Linked DNA regions of Mus musculus: region 1 is linked to region 2. The links are chromatin loops, found by intact Hi-C in ENCODE. Cell type or tissue: heart. All regions are shown on one strand. Each heading gives the region's core, and the rest is flanking DNA. Links, peaks and the distances in the headings are about the cores only.

Region 1 (7,525 bases), core at 1,961-4,460, 90 kb before region 2:
AGATTGCTTAACTTGACAGTTAAAGCCAACTGTTACTATGTTATTGGTGTGGACCAAATTCTAAGACTGCAAATTTGCTAGTGACAATTATGGTGTCAGAATTAGTAGTTACTGTCAAGAAAATGCTGTGGGTAGCACTGGTCTCCTGTCACTTGGTCTAGGAGCACACAGGCTCATTTCTGAGCTGTGCCCATCCCTAGAAACCCTAGAAACCCACTGCTCTCCTGATGGCAGTGACGATGACCAGACTGCTCACCATTAATGATGGTGTTCATATTTAAATAGCTTCAGTTCTAATGTTGTTGACACTGGTGATGCCAACATTAGCAATGGTGATGATATCTTAGTGTTTTGAAGATGCTACACTGTACAGGGAGATGAATCAGCTGATAACTGCCAAGCATGTGGACCTGAATTTAGAGCCCAGCATCTATATAAAAGCAGGTGTAGAGGCAAGGGTCTGTAGGACCAGTACTGGGGAAGTGGAGACACATGGATCCCTGTGGCCCATTGTATGGCCAACCAAGATGAATCAACACACTCTAGGTCTGTTAGAGAAACTGTCTAAAAAAAAAAAAGGCAGAAAGAATTAAGGAGGCACCTGATGTTGACCTCTGGCCTCCTTGTGCACACACACATGTGCACAAGCATCCACAACATACATGCACACACAGAGAGACAGAGACAGAGAGAGAAAGAACGAGACTCCATTGTGCATCTTGGTGACACCTTTGTAGATGAAAATAGTCATGCTCACACTAGGGACAGCTATCATCTGTGATTCAGTACTGATGATAAATAGCACTGTGATTGAAAGCCTTCTCTAGAAACAGATGTGAGTCTGAATCCAAAGCCAGGCACTGACTATGATGTGGCTTCCAAAAAGTTACTTAGCCGCTTTGAACCTCAGTTACCTCGTTTATTAAATGTGAACAATTGGAATGGCGCCAATCTCTTAGGATGGCAGAGAGAGGGTTAAATAACATCCAGCCCCAGAAACACTGGAATCCGCAGAACATACCGTGAAATTAACAGTGCGCTGATGGGGAGGGCAAGATGCTCTTGGAGATAACGGCGCTGATGATTCTCTTGATGATGCAATTAAAGACCGTTTATTAGCTATATGACCTCAGTGATTGTGATAAAGCTATTGATAGTGAGAGCCGTGATTACAATTATGATCAATGACAACAGTGTGGTAGAGTATTAAAAGTACATCAAACAGCAAGGGGCTCAATTTTCAGCCCTGCCTCCTCTATCCTCTGTAACCTTGGCCACATCACAGCGCTGAAGGCTAGAAGGCCACGTGGAACTTACCTAATCCACTTCCTCAATTGACAGATGAGGCAATTCTGGTCCAGAGAGATGAGGTAAGTGGCCAAACTCCCTAATCTGTCCCTTTTCCTCCTCAGTCTCTCAGATGGATTCTTGTGCTGTTCTTATGCTGTTCTCTCTCTCTCTCTCTCTCTCTCTCTCTCTCTCTCTCTCTCTGTGTGTGTGTGTGTGTGTGTGTGTGTGTGTGTGTGTGTGTATGCATGAGCACATATAGATGTGTGTATGTGTATGTGTGTGCCTATGCGTGTACAAGTGCGTGCACACATCTTCTGGGCATTTTCTCAGAACCAGATCGCTGATTTGCAAAGAGCCATTTTGTGGGAAGTCAGGCCCTGGGTGTTCTTCAGCAATCTTTCTCTTCTCCTCAGACAAGCCCGGGGTTAAGACTGGCTGCTGATTGGCTGTGGCCAGACAAGGAGTTGAAATGGGTAATATTTGCCTAGTTTTTAATGTCTGGTGTCTACAGTCTGCACGTCCATCATTCTATTATATTGATGACAGGCAGGCCCGAGCCACAGAGAAGAAACAAATTACCTAATAAATCACGGCCCCAGGATCTAAAGTGGACAGTGTTATTAGACTAAGGGAGAGAGGGATGCTAAGCGATAGGTAGGGCTGCCCATGAAAATGGTCCAAGCAGGGACTCATCTGTCTATTTCTCCATAAATAATTATACACCACTGATATGCATCTGAGACAGAACCATGATATGTTATTATTAACTAAACAGTGGGAGGGAGAGCGTGGCAGGCAGGAGAGGGAGAGAGTGCAGAGAAATGCAGCATCCTGCATGATACCCAGCATTGGCAATGACAGGTGGGGATGTGATGACCTAACTCTGAAATTTGAAGGTCTAGCACCCTCATTCTGGGAAGATTCAGGAAAAAAAAAACTTGAGAAGAATAAAGAAGGGAGGGTAGGACTAACACATGCTAGGTTCCTATGACACTCTAGAGCAAAGGTTTAGTTCAGTTATCCCTTGATCCACAAGGGCCATAAAATGAGAGGCCATATGCACAGCAGTTAGGAACACAAACTGGGAGCCTTACTCCCTGTCTTTTAAAATCCCAGGGTTATGCTGTTCCGGACAAGTTACTAAAGCACTCTGGGTCTCTACTTCCTACTCTGTAGACTGCATAAATCACGATGCACGTGTCCCTTCCAGTTGCAGCAAGGAGGGACAGGCAAAGCTCTTATCAGGGTGCCTGGAGCTGGCAAATTGATACATGATAGGCACAGGCTCAATACGCCAGCAGTCCTTTCTGAAAGTGGAAAGATCAAGGTGCCAGGGAAGGACCACGCCCAAGGGCATATAGGAAGAAAATAAAGTGATATTTAAATCTGTGTCAGAATAACTCTGAAATCCATTCCATCCCCTACCAAAGGGTGGGCAAAACCTAAATAATAAGAGGAACTGTCTTAGGCTTTGTGGACCAGTCCCTTTTGCATCCACATAGTTTATAGCTTGAAAGCAGCCACACAAGACATAGGAAAGAGCCAAGCCACCGTGTCTATAAAACTTTATTTGTAGATACAGGCAGCAGGCAGGATTTGATAGGAGTTTTCAAAGAAATCTACCCTAACACCTCTGACAGCTTGCCTAAATGACCTGATGCTCCAAAAGGCCATTTTCAAACACCTGGAACGTGTCACCCAGATGCCCCTGCAGACACAGTTCACAAAGGTCACTGCCTCTCTGGGCTTGGGAGCTCCTGCAGGTTAGATGGACTATGTGGGAGGAGCCTGGAGGAAGTTGTGTTCTCAGGCAGCAGAGCCAGGAAGCAGTCCCTGCCCCAGCAATCCTCTGTGGGCTTTGCCTAGAAACCCATGACAATCCTTTGTGGGCTATTAATAAGCAACTTGAGCCCACAATCACCCAGTGCTTAGCTTCCTGGCTTTAATTTCCATGGAGGCTGGAGAAACAGCTGCTAAGGAGTTTCCCTCCAGACAATAGCAGCAAACATCCCTCACCCCTGCAGACATCTCTAAGCAGCGGCTGGCTCTGCCCCATCTCCTTAAGCTCTCACACACTCAGACACAGGGGACCGCTCTATGCCTTTCGGAGTTGAAAGGGATGGGCACAGCTCAGAAATGAGCCTGTGTGCTCCTAGACCAAGGGACAGCAGCCCTGGGCTCACCACAGCCTATTCAAGAGAGCTTCTCTAGAAAGTTCTGGGGCGTGGTCTCCTGGTTTCTTACCACCCACAGCTCCCCCACCTCTTGACCTTCCTGACCCTTCTGTTCAGAGGTAACAACCAGCCCCCTCCCCCACGTGACTCCATCCTGCCTCCACACCGTGGCGCTCCTCCAGGAAGATAATGAGTACTTACTAGGTTTCATCATCAGAGCCCATATTTGCCAGGCAGATAATTTAGAACTTCAGCAGAGTGAAATTGCCTTTGGTTCAGCCTCAGTGACTGGAGGGCTCCTGGCTGTTAGGAAACCTCATCCTGCTGTGTTCCTTGCTGTGGGGACGGTACTGGGTTAGGGGGGTGGGAGACTTGTGTATTCAATTCGGCCCACTAATTAAAAAAAAAAAATCACAAAGAAAAACAAATAAACGTAATAGAAAACCTAAGCTGTAGTTTGATACTGAGTACCTATCTGCCTTGGTATCAGCAGACTGTGGGGTGAGTCCCACACTCACAGCTCCCCGCTAGCTATGAATGAACCTTGGGCAGGTTCACTCCTGTATGAATTTCCAACCCTTCCTGTCCCATGGGAGGACTTGGCTCCTTCTCAGTCTTCCTACCTGCATAGCCTGAGTCCTTGAAAGCCTGAAGATGAGCACTTGGACAATCAGACAAGGAGGGACAGAGATGAGCTTAGTCAGTCAAGTATTTGCCTTGCATGTAGTGACCAGGGCCATGAAAAGGCCAGGTGTGGTGGTGAGCACTTCACAATCCCAGCACTGGAGAGGCAGAGACAGTCAGAACTCTCTGCCTGGCCAGCAGTTCAACAGACAGGTCCCATATCAGTAAAAGGTAGCCAGGCACGGTGGTGGCACTGGCCTTTAGTCCCAGCACTCAGGAGGCAGAGGTGGGCAGAGCTCTGAGTCTGAGGCCAGCCTGGTCTGCAGAGTGAGTAGCGGAACAGCCAGGGCTACCCAGACAAACTTACCCCCCCAAATGACAATAAGATAAAATAAACAAACAAATTAAGCTTGGTAGGTGCACATACATACCTGAACAGCTACACATGCACACACAAAACTCAACAAGATAATAAAATTGTTTGTGGTTTAATAAATTGAATATAGAGTTTGCTATCCATCGGAAATGGGTTCAAATTCTGTTTCCCCACAAGTCCTTTTGTTATGTGTTCTGTGGTCAGACATGGGCCTTTGGAGGGGGTGTGAGGACTGAAAACAGATGTCTTGCCCTACAAAGCCTTCAAGTGGCCCTTCAATCGTAACACAGAAGTCAAGAGCAAGAACCTGGTTTGCTAGGATCCAGAGTCAGGAGCCTTGAACTGGAGTCAAAGAAATGGCATTACCAAGTGGGTCCTGTCTGTTCTTCAATCCCCTCCCCCGCCATCCATCAAATTCCTGGGCATCCATGATAAGACAGGCCCTTGACCAAGAGCCTGGGAAACAGCTGTGGCTGTGTTCTTGCCCTTAGACAGGCAAGAAACGAGTCTAACCAGTATTGTTGACACCAGAAAAAAAGTCTGTTCCAAGACAGTGGGGCCCAGAAGAGGGAGGGGCTGTGTGGTGGGGTTGGAGAGAGGCCACTGAGTAATACACATGGCTTCAGCAGCGGTGGGCACTCGGCTTCTGGTCCCCGCACTTGTGCCTCAGCATCTGTCCATGCAAGCTCGACTCTCCCGACAGCACAGCTGACTTCCCCAGAGGGTGATGTCAACTCACATTAGCAAAGATGACCTAAGATGTTAATAGGGAAGATATATGTAAGGGGCATTCTAAGAACAACAACCACCAGGCAGACTGGAGAAACAGACTTCTAGGTGGTCACCCCATATCCAACATGGCCACACTCACTATTCCCACACTTCACCAGGCAGAGCCCAAGCTCTGGGTATCTCTTTTCCCAACCACCACAGCATTCCTATTCCACAAATATGTCACTGGAACAAATGACATAGATCAAATATAAATCCTGTTCTGCGACTGGGGGGACACCCCTACCCTGCAAGAATATGAGGACCCCACCTGAGCTCATCATCCTTGTGAGGGGGGAGATGAGAGTCCAGGTTTCCTGTCTCCATATACACTGCTTCCAGGGCCCCCTCCATCCCAGGTCAGGCCTCCTTCTCTTGCCTGCAATGAATTGCGTCGTGTGTAATTGATAAATTATGCAAAAGGGTGCCTGGCAGTTTTCTGAAATGTTGGATAGCTCCGAGGCAGCCCCCGGGGACACAGCCTAATTTCATGGAAACCTCACACTCTGTCTGGCCTGTTTTGTGTAAGTCAGATTGATCTAACAAGACTCTGGAGAGTTGACGTGACTTCTAATTTCATTCTCTAGGTGAGCTGAATGAGATATCACGGTGAAGAGAATGTGTCTGGGGGAGACGGTTCCAGCGGTGGGAGAAATGTCTGCTGTCTGCCTGATGCATCATCCCCGGCCGGCCGGATTCTCTGCTTCACAAGCCAGCCTTCTCCTCATTGGAGGAGGGGCAGCATGTTGGAGGAAAGAGTAGGCAAATAAACCAGAGGCCTCAGAACGGGGGAGGTATGACTGGACCCAGGGATGCTGGCTGTCTTTTCCGTGGGATCACTCTAGTATGCCTAGGGTTGGCAATACTGATCTCAAAATTTCAAGCTTAGCTGAGCTCCTCGCTTCAAGTCTCTCTGGCTGAGCTAAGATGGCCAGAACATAGGGGAACTTAGGTAGATGTTAAGTCCAAAGAAAGAAAGGGTATTGCCCAGGTCAGAAACCAGGGTCAGATCCAGTCATCCTCCCATAGTCACAGGGCTTGTTGTAGCTCACTAGGGTTCACGGGAAGTGTGCTCAAGACTTTCTGCTAAGCACCTTCTGTATACTAGACTCCATAATGCTCATAACTACCCTGAGAGATACATATGACAATCTTGGGGAAAAGAACCTAAATCTACACCACTGTTCTGTGACTGTGGCTCTGTGGCTAGGATTCAAACTCAGGGCTCTCTGATACGAAAGCCTGAGACTGATTTTCAGAACGTGTAGCAGGAGGGGAGGGGATAGTAGTCTCTGTCGTTTCATAGCATGCCCATCAGATGTCTGCTTGACCACACCTCTTACATGCATGGAACTGAATGGCTTCATTTTTAAAGATGTACTGTAGTGTGCGAGCTGGGGAGATAGTTCAGTCAGCAACAGGTCTGCCTTACATCAAGAGGACATGAATTTGATCCTCAGAACCTACCTAAAAACAACCAAGTATGGTAATCCCCAAACTGGAAAGACAGAGACATGTAGCTATTTGAGGATTACTGACCAACCAGTAGCCTAGGCTTCTTGATGAATTGCAGGCCAGTGAGAAATCCTGTTGCAAAAACAAAGAGAAGAAAGAAGAAAATTAAAAGAAATCGTGTCTGAGGACTTGAAGTGGTCTTCTGACCTCCCCATCTCCGTTCACATGCTCACACGGGTGTGTATACACTCCCCCACACACATACACACGTGCACCCACACCCACCCACCACCACACAGACACAACAAGCCAGAGAGGCTGAAAGCATTCTGGCCTGAGAGTCAGAAGAACTGAGCCCAGGCTAATTTGGATAATGCTCTCAAAACACTCTCCTATTCCAACAAGGGCAGCTTTGCCTGCCAAATCTAAGAAAGGCCATCCCACCTACTCCCCGGGCTTGTCTGAAGACTCAAGCAATGGACAGGAGCCATGTAGACTAATCACAAACTCAATAAGAATAATAATGGTGTGCGTGTGTTGGGCACTTACTGAATAGCTAGCCCGAGCTGCTCTGAGCATGCTCAGACTAAGAACCAGGCTTCCTGTTGGGCTCTGTCTTGTGGAAGCTGAAGCCCAGTGTTGCCCACCCTGTCCTCTCAATGCTTTGATCAAGAATTAAGAAGCCTAGACAGATGCTGATGGTGCATCCCTTTAATCACAGCACTCAGGAGGCAGAGGTAGGTGGGTTCGAGGCCAGCCTGGTCTATAGAGCAAATTCCAGGACAGCCAGGGCTACAAAGAGAAAAACCTGTCTTGAAAAACCAAAAGGAGGAGG
Region 2 (7,525 bases), core at 2,109-4,608:
GAGATGGCTTCATGGGTAGGAGGGCTTGCTCTGCAGTCACAAGGACCCAAGTTCAAATCACCAACACACAAAAAAGCTGGGCATGGATGTCTATACCTCTAACCCCAGTATGGGGGATGGGGGAGAGTCAGACAGATCCTAAGAGCTCACTGGCTAGCTGAAATGACAAGCTTTCAGTTAAATGAGAGACCCTGTATCAAAGCAAAATATCAGACAGTGATAAAGACAAACATCTGCACATGCGCATGCCTATATACTCAAACCTCTCTCTCTCTCTCTCTCTCTCTCTCTCTCTCTCTCTCTCTCTCTCTCTTAGACACACACACACACACACACACACACACACACTGGAAAGAGAAACCTCCTAGGTATACTGTCAAAAAGCACCACACTGGAAAATGGTCTTCAGGCCTCAGGGCTAGACCTATGCAGGGGGCTGTCTTTGTCTTTAATAGCGTGACCAAGTCATGAGGTCTCTCTTACCCAACCTTCCCTGGAGACAAAAATCGCCTGGCCTGGTGTGTGGGCGGGGTCATCGGGCCTGGTGTGTGGGCGGGGTCATCGGGCCTGGTGTGGGGGCAGGTGGGAAAGCAAGTCTTTTTAAAGATGTATGTGATCTCTCTCTCCTTCCTGGAATAGCATTTTACATTATTCATCACTATACCACAGCTGAGCAGACCTGGCAGACAGATAACACAGAGGGTGAACTCAGCCACCACGGAAAGAGCAGGACGGCAGACACTCTGGGCCTGAGGTAGCATCTCCTCCAGTGTTTGTTTTCAAGTCATTAAATACTTAACAGAGAGGGAGAGCCAGTGTTCCAAACCACTGCCGAGGAAGCGTCCATCAGAAGTGAAGAGAGAGCCAGACTGAAATTGTAGCGTTCCTTTCTGAGGGCAAGATCATGTCCACTGAAAGATAACTTTGAGGACTCTGCCTGACAGGAAGCCATGCAGACGAGGCATGCACTTAGATTCCAGACGCTTGGCAACCTGGCCCTCAGCTAGGTATCACTCTTCTTGTCTTTCATGTAAGGAGCCCAGTGTGGGGTTGGCAAGATGGCTCAGCAGGTAAAGGTGCTTGCTGCTGCCAAAGCTATTAAACCTAAGTTCAATTCCTGGAACCTACATGGTACATGGAGAAAACTGACTCCCAGAGGTTGTACTCTGACCTACACACACACACACACACACACACACACACACACACACACACATTCTCTCTGAATGATGATGAAGATGATACCCAGTGAGTGTTCTCAGACCCCCTGAAGCACTTGCTCCTGAAGGCTAGGATTAGATTCCAAAAGGTGAAGGCATTATGGAAGAAGTGCCCCTGACTGCCCACCACTCCACACCTTGCTGACGGATCACCTTTCCGTTCGCTCCTTTCATAACGTTCCCTGGCAGAGACCCAGTTCTCACTGGTGTGGTGGCAGTGGGCCCTGGGCCAGACAGTGGATTGCATGCTCACTGACTACTTCCTCTCTTCTGAGCCCTACTTCACTTACGTCATGATCACCACAGTCCCCAGGTGACACCTGCATCTTCAGGAGCCTCACTACTGAAGAACATGAAGGCCGGGAACAGCCTGAGCCACCTGTCCACGTTACCTGAATAACAAGTGCTGGAGCTACCTGTGAGCACAGCCAGCTGGATTCCAGGGCCTTCAGGCTTGGCCTCAGGGAGGACCGCTGGGCCTTATTCCAAGTACAGATGGCGCTTCAGCCATCTTGGGCTCCTGGACCCCACTCTAAAGACGAGAGGGGGGAAACCTGGTGTCAGCTTTTTCTGGTTCCTGATTCTGGTGTTCCTGAAGCTAGACTTAACTGCCCCTTCAAAATGCAACAGAGGCCAGATTTGGGCCAGGTCTTCTGCAGAGTCACTTTGGCACTTAATTGCTTATTATTTAATTGCTTTATTGGGTAGTAAAAAATAAAGTGATCTACTGCAAAGTTATTAGCAAATTCCCGTTTTAAGGGAATAATTACTGAATTCTCCCTGTCTGGGTTGAGTAATTCCCTCCAAGATGCTCAGGGACACTAAACATCTTCGCCAGGGCTGCTCACAGCTCTGTAATATGCAAATAAAGTAACTCTGTAATTACCAATAAAATGCTTACTGAAGTGACAAATTTTACTCAGCAGTGAATTGAGTGTGGGGGGGTGGCGTCATTTGTTTTTAAGGCTCCTTTAACCTTGTTAGCTGGCACTTGTCTTCGAGCTGTTTCATGGTCATTTAAAAAGACAAGGAAGCCCACGGAGGGGGGGGACGGGGTGGGGGGGAGCATAGATAGGGAAAGGCCCTCCTGGGAGCCCTCTCTTCCCACCAGCCCTGCCCTGCCTTGTCCTGTGGGGCCACTGTGGATGCACAGGGCAGGCTAGCCAAAAGGTTTCTGTGTGGACCAAGCACAAGTTTCAGGGCTGATCCTTCCAGATGGACCAAAAGAGACCCATGCCTTGCATCTTTGAGGCAACAACACTGAGCCCAGTTGCTTGGCCCCCCTCACCTTTCAGTAGAAGTGTTTAATCAATGCTACCTCATTCCCAGAGCTATTCAGATCCTCCCAAGGCTTGGGTTTGGTTTTGGGGTTTGGTTGCTATGATAAATACCCTGATGAAGGCAACTTACTGGAGAGAAGACTGACTAAGCTCAATCATGTGGAGGTTGAGGGTCCCAGCAGTCAGAGCTCGAGGCACCTCATGACGTTGTATTCACAGTCAAGAAGCAGTTATGGGATGCTTACATTCCACTCCATCTCTCTTTTTATTCAGTCCAGGGGCCATCCAGCCCATGATATACGGTGTGGCCTACATTCAGGGTGGAACCTCCCATCTCAGTTCACCCACATAAGGAAAAACCCTTACAGTCATGCCCAAAGGCCTTTCTGGTCTACACAATCTCTCACTGAGACTCCCTTTCCAGGTAATTCCAAATCTTGTCATGGCAACGATCAACACTAACCATGCTTTGGTCAGCATGGGCTGGATAAAACAAGTCCAGACCTCTGTGGTAAGTCATCAAATTGGATTTCTTGCTCACTAGTATTCTATGTGTATCCTAGGTCGGGAGGCACTTGGCGAAAGTTGGGGAAAACAGCCACCTCTTCAAGCACTGCTGGCCTGTCACCATGCAGGAAGAAACAGGAAGCACTCGTCACCCTAGAATGATGGCCACTTCCTCTCACACATCATTGTCTGGAACTGTTCCCATGGCTCCACCTAAGCACATTGGGTCAAGAAGTGAAATTCCACCCAGTGCCCAGAAGGAGAAGCAGGAGTGTAGTGCAGTTGCTACCACAGCATGGGCTTTAAAAGGAGAATGAAAACCCGCAAGACAGCTCAGTGGGTGAAAGAGCTTGGCGGGGCCAGCCCGGTGACATCTGTTCAAGCTCTGGAACTCAAAAAAGGCGGAAGGAGAGAACCAACCCCAAAAAGTTGTTTTCTGTCCTCCACACACTGTCCCTACACACACACACACACACACACACACACACCTTTAAAGCTGAGTAGGAATGAAATCCTTTGCTGGGGCGTGGTGAGGGGACTGGGAATGTGCACATTCAGCAAGTTCCGCACAGCACATGGTACTGGATGCTCAATGCATGCCTAGTGACAAACATCCAGGTAGCTCCAAATGCTCTCTCTGCCCCCTTTTTCTCTTTTCCTTCCACACTTACTCTCTGGGTCCCTACTGATTGTGGTGAGAAGAGAAAGCCTTCATAGAATGGATGATGATCGGACCCAGTATATGAGAAGAGGTGACTCGAAAGGAGGGAAGGTGTGGACAAAGGCTGGGAAGACCATGTGCATAGTCAGCAATGCAGGGACAAATGTCACAGCAGAAGGTCACTCACGGATACTACCTACCTTCAGTAGAGGGCTATCCTCAGCACAAGAGAGAAAGAGCTGCATTCTGAAGTCAGTGCGCCAATCAGGAAGATTCCTTGATATGCCTGCCCATAACCCTGAACTGCGAAAATTTTCCTTGGGAAATGAGTCAGAGTTGGGTGAACAGAAACTTAGTTCTGAGCACTGGGAGATGGCTTGGTGGATAAGAGTGTCTAATGTTCACACATGAGATCCTAAGTTCAAATCCCCAGGACCTATGTGGAAGCCAAGTGACCCTCTTGTAACTCTAGCACTGAGGAGAGTGGAAACCAGGGATTCCCAACTAGCACAACCCTCAACTGGGAGCTCCAGCCTCAGTGAGACCCTGTCTCAAGGGGACAAGGCAGACAATAGCAGGTCAGAGCACCTGATGCCCTCTGCCGCTAACTAATTCATGTGAACAGTCATGTGCCACCACTACCCTCAGCCTTAAGACAAAGGTGAGAGAGACAGAAACTTTTATGTGAGACCTAGCTCTCTGCTGAGGCCTACACCTCCTGACTGAAGTCCCGAGTCCCCTCCAAAGTCCTAGGACATTCTCCCCAAAGCACAGAGCCTAACCTTCTCTTTCCCTTCTGTTGCCAGAGGCTGCATTTCTGGGTGACCACATTTGCCCCCGGGATAAGTCTTTTCCCTTCTATTTGCATTAGTAACTGCTCAAAGTCCCACGAGGCCCTGGAGCCCAGCCAGCCACATCCTCTCACACTGGACCAATTGTTTGTGGCAAATGCCTTGCTTTTGAACTCTGGACCTCTGAGAGGAAACAGTTTCAATAGGAATAACTCGGAACTCTCCCAGGCCCTGCCATCTGGGCGTCTGGAATGGAGCTTCCAGGATATATGGCTCTTTTGAAGGAAGCCCATTCAATGGATGATTGTACTCTCATTTAATATGCCTGGGAGTGGTCTTGTATACTGGCCAGTGGAGGGTTTTTTTTTTTTTTTTTCATTCAACACTTACTGATCTCTTACTGTGACTGAGATACTGAGATGGATATGGGGGGGAAAGCAGGGACCTTATTTCCTTACTATTTACTTATTTACTTGGTCGGTAGGTCATTTCACAAGCACCCACGCTGGTCATGAACTCACTAGGTAGTCAAGGATAAACCAGAACTTCTTTCCTCCTGTCTGCACGTCTGGAGTGCTGGGATTACAGATGTGTGCCCCACATTTTATTTAATTCCTGCTTTTGGTGGGTTTGGACAAAGAGCATGAAGTATTAAATTCTATTTCATGGGGTCATGGGGCTGAAGAGATAGCTCAGCAACTGAAGAACACTTATTCCCTTTGTAGAGAACCCAAGTTCAATTCCCAACACCCACATAGTGGTTCATAAACTTCTGTGACTCCAGTGCCAGGGGACCCAAAGCCCTCTTCTAACCTCCTCAGGAACCAGTCACACACACATGGTGCACACACATCCATGCAGGTGAAATACCCATAAAATAAGATAAATAAATGTAAAAATATTTTTAAAGTTATTGTTCTATAACTTCCTTGGTGCACTGCGTAGGGCAAAAGATGAGTTTCTGGCTCTGAAATGTAGAAGGTTCCAGAATGTTAAGGAATGACTGTCAAGGATGGGAGATATTTCTCAGGTCTCCTCTTTGGGTCCCATAGCAACCTACGACAGAGGCTGATAAAGCCCATTGCCTAAGCCCCTCCCCACAGTGATCAAGGACCTGAACACTCATCCCACGTCCCTTGACTCGGGTCACTGGACAGCTCCTGACCTCTCAGGCCACCATGGATACCACACAAGCAACCTTGCTCAATCCTCCCAGAACTGTGCTGAGCTTCCCTCATTTGTCTTCGAGTGTGTGGCGTGTAGGAGATGGGGACCCATTTCTGGGAGACTCAAAAGCCAGGCCTGCCTGGGATCTCCATCTGCCTTGATTTTCTGGCTCAATAAAAGAGACTGGGCAGACAGAAGTGACCTCCCTTGGCAATGTGCAGATAAATGATAGTTCATGTTGGCCTTGGGGTTAAGGGTTGGGACAGTCGGGGAAGCACAGGAGCCAATCTCTACTCTTGAACCCATTCCCACCCAACTGGTCTCTCTCAATCATCAAGTTTCCTCCACCCCACCCCAAATTATTCACAGCCATCCACCCTAAACCCCAAGAGGAGTGCTAGTCACTTTCTTGACCTTGGTCCAATCAGATCTTAGACATCACTTTATAGAAGAAGCAGTAGGCTAAGCAGTAGGCCTATCCAAGCTGTGTCGAATAACCACACACATCACAGGATAGCTAAGAAGGTGACTCAATACAAGGTCATGACATTGCTTAAAATATGAGGGTTTCTTTTAAAAGACACATTTTCTTTTATAAGTTGATTGCACTGCCATAAAGCCTGAACTTTGCAGATGCAACACCATTGCCATGTCAAAGGACGGGGCATCTCTAGATTGGATTCTTCCTCAATCATCTTGGAATCTGACCTCCTGCCCCAAGCTATCTTACCCTCCTACTAGGAAAGAAGGAGCCCAGGGAGTCCGGGTCCATAAAGAGAAGGTGCCAGAATCCAAGGCTCCAAGCCTTCCCCCTCTGACTTTTGCTCAGTCTTGTATCCTGAGGGGAAGTCCCTGGCATCCCTTGGGTGCCCCTCCTAACCTAAGAGCACTTATCTCTATCAAGGGGCAGGCTGGGGGTGGGGTGGGGGTGGAGAGGCTAATGAACAGTCTGCCAAGGGCTTTGAAGATGAAAAGCAGCCTTCAAGTGTAGCCTATTATCCCTCAACATCACTGGAGATAATGAGATCCTGGCTCCTAGAATCAGGTAGAAAGGAGAAGCGTGAGGGCAGGGGAGAAGGTGGAGGGAGGGTGCTCTCTCCTTCACCTTCCCTGGCAAACCCACAGGCTGAAAGCATATGACCTGAGTGTGACCTGGGTCCCTGGTGCACTCACCAACCAGCAGCCTGAGTTTCTACAAGATGGAGGCCCAGTGTCTACAGGGTCCTGAGGAAAGAGGAGGAATGGGAAGGGGTCAGTTGGGGTCTAGGCCTCTTTGACTCCACAATATCTCTAGCATTGCGCCCAGAGCCTGGCACCAATGCAAGTGACCTAGGAGTGTCTGGAGACAGAGAAGCTGCCTCTGGTCTGATTTTCTTGGGTTCTAGGACTTTGGCACAAATAGCAAGGATGATCCCTCTGGAACCTCAAGAGTTTCCAAAAACCATATCTCTATCTCTGTTTTACACACACACATACACACACACATATACACATTCACACATGTATACACACATACAAATATATAAACAAATACACACATCACACATTCACACACACACGCACACGCACACGCATACATAGTACACACACCCAAAGCCCTGCACAAGGTTGGGTAGGGCAGCTGGAGCTCTGACAGAAGTCAACCTCTTCTGTCCCACCCCCACTGGTACCTCCAGGATCAATCTCATTTGCCTCTGGACTTTCAGTGCCAGCCAGCCACTGGGGCAAAGTCATATTAGATGCAAACTCAACAGTCTTGAAATTAACTGGTAATGATATTAGATTAAGGGGACCTTGGCAAAGTCCTGTCAAAGCTTAACACAGAGGCTGGGCATTGAGTTCATTTGGCAGAATTCCTGGCTAGCATGCAGGAAGCTCTGGGTTCTGTCCACAGTACTG

The links. Peaks named below come from ENCODE experiments on the same cell type or tissue, not always from the same donor. Only the 100,000 strongest peaks of a DNase experiment are listed, where the experiment ranks them.
Region 1: it touches region 2 in a loop (2.0-fold over the local background); 1 of 42 quality-filtered maps calls a loop at or near these places.

Annotation. Positions count from the first base shown.
Region 1 is chr9:61,256,385-61,263,909 of GRCm38, forward strand. Gm51682 (a long non-coding RNA gene) reads left to right here and starts at 1,068. Exons shown (of 2, transcript XR_003948179.1): 1 at 1,068-1,370; 2 at 5,823-6,878. B930092H01Rik (RIKEN cDNA B930092H01 gene) reads right to left here. Exons shown (of 5, transcript NR_045334.1): 4 at 6,703-6,822; 5 at 2,843-5,218. In heart, for the core only: no CTCF peak of the experiment used is centred there; DNase peaks (open chromatin) are centred at 3,217 and 3,587; H3K27ac peaks cover 421 bases; H3K27me3 peaks cover 1,526 bases.
Region 2 is chr9:61,346,680-61,354,204 of GRCm38, forward strand. Gm39349 (a long non-coding RNA gene) reads left to right here. Exons shown (of 5, transcript XR_870815.2): 4 at 640-754; 5 at 1,496-2,049. Among named protein-coding and RNA genes, the nearest start is that of Gm39349, 11 kb to the left of the region's middle. In heart, for the core only: a CTCF peak has its summit at 3,253; a DNase peak (open chromatin) is centred at 3,182; H3K27ac peaks cover 586 bases; H3K27me3 peaks cover 2,500 bases.